Linked DNA regions of Homo sapiens: region 2 is linked to region 1. Evidence: read pairs that join two places in POLR2A ChIA-PET (ENCODE). Cell type or tissue: PC-3. All regions are shown on one strand. Each heading gives the region's core, and the rest is flanking DNA. Links, peaks and the distances in the headings are about the cores only. Region 1 overlaps MLPH (melanophilin). Region 2 holds the start of COL6A3 (collagen type VI alpha 3 chain).

The links. ChIA-PET counts read pairs that join two places held together with the same protein. Peaks named below come from ENCODE experiments on the same cell type or tissue, not always from the same donor. Only the 100,000 strongest peaks of a DNase experiment are listed, where the experiment ranks them.
Region 2: POLR2A ChIA-PET joins it to region 1 with 11 read pairs; 2 of 35 experiments call an interaction of 5 or more read pairs at or near these places.

The regions. Positions count from the first base shown.
Region 1 is chr2:237,531,607-237,534,511 of GRCh38, forward strand. The region is part of intron 8 of MLPH (melanophilin); the gene reads left to right. Among named protein-coding and RNA genes, the nearest start is that of MIR6811, 22 kb to the left of the region's middle. In PC-3, for the core only: no CTCF peak of the experiment used is centred there; no DNase peak of the experiment used is centred there.
Region 2 is chr2:237,413,344-237,416,248 of GRCh38, forward strand. It overlaps COL6A3 (collagen type VI alpha 3 chain), which reads right to left and starts at 821. Exons shown (of 44, transcript NM_004369.4): 1 at 610-821. In PC-3, for the core only: no CTCF peak of the experiment used is centred there; no DNase peak of the experiment used is centred there.

The DNA.
Region 1 (2,905 bases), core at 250-2,749:
TGTTTGTATATCCTGCCTGTGGAATTGTTTCTCTTTATTTATTCCTATTAACTTGTATTTACTTTGCCAACCCTAAATAATGAGATTCAGAAAATATAAATAAGTATTAGTATATCAAGTTTATCAGAACAAAAGCTTGACAGTGGCCACCCAGAAACACAGACTTCAAACAAATGGGGCCCAAAGTGGACTAGTGAAGTTTTCACCTATGTAGAAATTGTAGCAGGATCACAACCTTGCAAAGGAACAGTGACCTGGGGGGCCCTTATCTCCAATCCTGTTTGGTCTTAATTATTCACAGGGAAAAAAAAAGTAGAAGTTTCAGCTGTGAAACATGTCCTCTCAAGACTCAGAATTTAAAGTTCCAACAGCTTTGTTTGAATTATTCAATGTGACAACCTCAACTAATATTTCACCTAGATTGTTTCCCATGCATCTTTATATGGAGGAAATTAAGCAGCAGAAAGAAGCTCCAAATGCAGCAGCGATCCTGTACTTCAGAGAAAACCCAGGCAGACTCTTAGAGGGGCCTTTGTGAAGTGGCTGTGGTGGGACCCCAGGAGGAAGCACTCTCAATCTGCCCATCAACCCCAAGACTCCCAGCCATGCCCTCAGGGCCTGAGCTTTCTCAGGAATCGTATTTTATCACAGCTCATCTGAGGGGTCAGGCAGCTGTGCATTGCCTGCCTTTGCATTTGTATTGACAGTCACAGCTTTCCCGACGAGGGGTAAAGACTTCCTGTAGATATTGTTCAAGCCCAGACAAGGCCCAAGATGGCACAAGCATGTGGTAGGAAGGAAGTTTCTAAGGGGCTGAGATGGGAGACGGGAGAGGAAACGGCCCTGGCACGCACCCTCCGCCCCCTCACTCCCAAGGGCCGGCCCTGGGGCCATTCGTGTGTGCTCGGGCTACAGACACTGACGGTTTCCCATAAAAGTGTCACCAGTGACATATTTTGTTGGTTTGCTTTAATCCCTAGCTAGTGTCTGTATTGCATTTGTAAACTCTAAACTTTGGTATTGTCGCGAGTTGAAAGCTCAAGGGGTTCCTACCTAGTATTCTGTCCGTACATATCTAAGTAATGTGATAATCCTGATGACTGGTGCCCACACAGGGTCAGATGCCCACGTCTGAGTGATGCTACTCCCACCAGAGCAGTTGTTACTGTTGGAGAAATATAATTTTTAGAAAAACCCGAAATCTTTTCATTACCCAGAAAATCTCTCCATAAGGGTAGCAGAGGAAGAAGACAGATTTATTCTTGAACAAGCATCAAACCAGAATATGGCACGTGCCCCAGGCAATCCGCTGAGAGATTGCAAAGACAGGAAGGCCTCTCAGCCCTTCTGCAGCCCGGCAGGCCCGGCCCATTCCACACAGTTCTCAGCACAAACCATCACCAGTCCTTACCAATGAGAGGAGCTGATGGTGCCTTTGATCACAGTGTACATCCTCACTCTAGCATCATAACCGGGAGACCACTTGTGTTGGCTTTAACCCTAAGAAAAGCAACCTTCTCACACATCTTTAAGATGGGAGCTAGTTTTGCAAACTGGAGCAAGGCGCCCACCCACGTTAGACTCTTCACCCTCTCCTGGGGAGTGGGAGCTAGAGTTATCTTCAAGGATGTTTCCATTTCAAAAACACAGTTCCCAGGTGGAGTTTTGAGACTGCAGAGAGGCTTTTTAGCCATTTTAAAGATTTATATGTATTTGGAAAAAGCAGAGAAAGAAGCTCTGAAAGACAAGGGGGCAGTGGGAAGTCTCTTCTCTATTTTCTTTTCTTTTTTTTTTTTTTTTTTTTTTGTCAGAGTCTTGCTCTTGACACCCAAGCTGGAGTGCAATGGCATGATGTCAGCTCACTGCAAACTCCACCTCCCAGATTCAAGCGATTCTCCTGCCTCAGCCTCCCGAGTAGCTGGGATTACAGGCATGAGCCACCACCCCTGGCTAATTTTTGTATTTTAGTAGAGATGGCGTTCGCCATGTTGGCCAGGCTGGTCTCGAACTCCTGACCTCAGGTGATCTGCCTGAGTCCCCAAGCCCACTGCTTCCGGGAGACAGAGGATGTGTGCTGAGTGCTGTCTCCCCAGGGTATTGATCTCTGCTTCTGCAGATGCTCAACGGGACCAGAGGGTGACTCAGTTACTAGTGGCCGCTCAAGGCGTGGGCCGAGGTCTAACTGAAATCCTGGTGTTGACATTTCTCAGCCAGTCATGTTCTTCGGGCAGATTTGCCCACTCAAAGCCCTTGGTGCTGTGATGATTCAACTAATTACCGACCAAACAATACAAAAGCATCTTAACACTCCACAGCACCATTTCCCTCTTTTAAAGCCAGGTGAGCCGTAAATGAGATAATGGCAGGAAAGATGCATCTGCTGGGTGAGGAAGAAAACTAGAAAATTGATTTATCATGTCTCAGTCTGGGAGCTAATAGACTTTGGGTGACTCAAGAGTCTGGTGACTCAAGGGATGAGGAAGTTGTACTTCTGGTCCCTTTAGGTTGTCACCTGAAGTGCCTTGCCTCCTAGCCCACTAGTGACCCCAGGCTCTTGCTAGCTAATGACTGTGAGTTTGATCACTGTGGCGTAATTAACTGATGTCTTCCTGTGCTGCTCGGTACCGGCAGTGACAGTGGCTGTCCACAGTAATGACACCATCACAACCTTCCAGATTCAGCTCCTTGTCCTGCTGGACTCGGCTCCTCTCCTCCACTTTCACCCTCCCCACTCTCCCCTCTCTTGGTTCCGCTCCAAGATTTTGCTTGGTGTTCCAGAACTCTTGGTGTTAGAAATGGGTTTCACAATTAACCTTCCCAGGCCATGTCATGGGTGGTGGCCTTAGCTCTCCTTCCGCTTCTTGGGAATTTGGTGCTTCAGAGGTGGTGGGTGCCAGTGTCTTGC
Region 2 (2,905 bases), core at 131-2,630, 120 kb before region 1:
GAAAGACGAAAGCTTGACGGCAATGACTGAGCGACCCTTTACTTGGCCCTGATCCTGAGCACCAGAGTTACTCCAATCTTGTGAAAGCAGCAAATGTGCTCCACCAGGACCTTCCCATGGGCGGCCCTGGGCAGAAAACCCATGCAGGTTGTTGCACCCTGACCTAGTGTCACCACCCAGAGAGCTCAGAGAACATCTCCCAGCGGAGCCGCCCGGCAGGGAGCTATGCTAGTCCTCAGCAAAGACGCTTCTGCAAACAAAGCGGATCCCGAATGGGTTTTAGAAGGCGGCAGTAACTTAAATAAATCATGGGCCGAAACACACTGCCGCCCGGAATGCACAGGGCGCGTGTAGCAGCCACAGACACGCGGTGGAAAAGTGCTCACACTCTTAGGCAATCATGACCTTAACCAATTTAAGGAAATCCCATTGCCATAAAGTGAGAAAGAAAAATCAGCGGAATCTTCCAGAGACCTAAAACATGTACAGAAAACTGGCGATCAGCATGAACGTAAGAGCCACTAACGCTACCTAGAAAGGATCACTTCAGGTTAAGAGCATTTCCTTCTAGCCCCAAACCTGGAAAAACAGAAGAGAAATCACACTTACCCCTGAGCAAACCTGAAGGCGTGTGTCCCTGGGCTCCTCGATTCAATTAGGTTTGAATAGGATGCATACTTTTCCCACTCACTGCGTCTCTTTTTCTTTTTGCAGCCTTTCTCCACCAAAAAAGTGGAGACTCAGAGCTGCGGAGGAAAACTCTTGCAGTCCTTGCAGGAGGCTGGAGCCCAGGAGAACTGAACGGCCTTTGGTGGAAGACTGAGCTCCAAACTGGACTGGGGCCAGGGATACCAGTCAGGGCTTCCTCCAGCTCCTCCTCCTCCTCCTCCTCCCTCCCGGACCCCTCCTCTCCCCCTCCTCACTGCAGAACTGACCCAAAACTGTAAATGAAACCAGACTCCTCCACTCTGTTTCTTCTGGCCCCCGCTCAGGCTGATGTCACCCTCTGAATTCTGTCTTCACCCTACAAGCGTTTAGCTGGACTCCTGCAAGCCCCAACTCTTAAAAAAAAAAATTGACCACTCCTACTCGTCACCTTTTGGGCTGGGCCCTTGGCGTCAAAAAGAATAAATTTTGGAATTTCTTCGTGGGTATCCATGGTTTTCCTGCAATGTTTTCCAACACCATCTGAAAGGAAAACAGGAAATGCAGTCCCCCGCTTACCCTCACCACACCCTCCCATTTCTTCTTGAAGTTTCTGAATTGAGACTTCTACTAATAACTTCCCCCTTCAAATAGAAAAACCAGCAATTAAAATCGCCTTGGTTTTCTGTTAACCAAAGCTCTGTTCACCGGCAAAAAAAAGGAGGCTACATTTCTCTTAATTTCTATATCTAATGATTCTGATTGTGGCGCTTATAGGCCCATTCTAGGCACAGACGGGGTAATAAAAATGGTTATCTTGCCAAAGCTTCGGGAAAATACTTGAGTAAGAACTTCTGTTTCTAGAAAGCTTTGCACATTTCAAAACACTTCAATATACATTCTCTCCTTTATCACAAACATCAACACCCTAAGCCCTTTTAAATAGAAAGATGTCTTCTTTTATTAGGTGAAATTGTGGTCCCATTTTACAGATGAAAGAAACAGGCTGGGCACGGTGGCTTATGCCTGTAATCTCAGCACTTCGGGAGGCTAAGGCAGGCAGATCACAAGGTCAGGAGTTGGAGACCAGCCTGGCCAACATGGTGAAACCCCTACTAAATCTCTACTAAAAATATAAAAATTAGCCAGGCATGGTGGCAGGCGCTTGTAGTCCCAGCTATTTGGGAGGCTGAGGCAGGACAATTGCTTGAACCCAGGAGGCAGAGGTTGCAGTGAGCCGAGATGGCGCCACTGCACTCTAGCCTGGGCAACAGAGTGAGACTCCAAAAAAGAGAAAAAGGAAAGAAAGAAAAGAAATGAAAAGAAAAGAAGAGAAGAGAAGAGAAGAGAAGAGAAGAGAAGAGAAAAAAGAAAAAAAGAAAAGAAAAGAAGAAAAGAAAAGAAGTTCCGAGAGAGTAAGTGACATCGTCATTGTCCAGTCTGGGTTAGTAACAGAGCTCAAATGACAACCCAGCTTTGGCCATCCCCAAACTTCTCACTGCTCTCCCATCATGTGGTCCTTATGAAAAGTCCATTAATGTGAAATATCAAGAGACATCCGAAAGGTTCTTTTTGACTGAGAGATCCTTCCAAACCAAGTTTGAAGAGCAAAGAAATCATTAACTCCTTTCCATGGATTATCTCCCTCCAATTTAGGGAAGAAAGGAGACAGCACCCCAGAGAGAATGCCTGCTCCCCTCTGCAGCTCCAGGGCTCCCTTCCTCTCCCATAAAGAAGCCCAACCCATCTCTAAACCAAAGGGCTCACTTGCAGAGCACTGGAGTAGGGAACAAGGATGGAACCTGAATTATGGGGTTCTTAGGTGAAGACACGCTGAGCAGAGGCTCCGAGTATAGAACCGCGCTGCCTGCATGACATGTAGAAGGACAACACGCCCCTCCAGCGGCATCCAATTCTCTGCCCTCATCCTCTCTGCACAGTGCAGGCGTTGACTCAAGCCCCTACAGAGACCGGGGATACTTGCTGCCACCCCCTTGGTTAGAGTCTGCAACTTCAGCACTAAGGAGGACTATTTCTCCCAGAACATTGTCTGCTGCGAAGAAGACAATCTTTGATTACAACCCCATGCTCCAAGCAGCTCAGCAAACTGAGGTTAACTGAACAAGCACGTTTTAGGTGTTTCCACTCCACGGTTTCTTTCAAATACAAATACACTCTTTTTCGCAAAATCGCTAGGCAGATGCATTCCTTGGTATTGAAAGTTTCTATTACAGTCGACCTCGTATCCATGGGTTCTGCA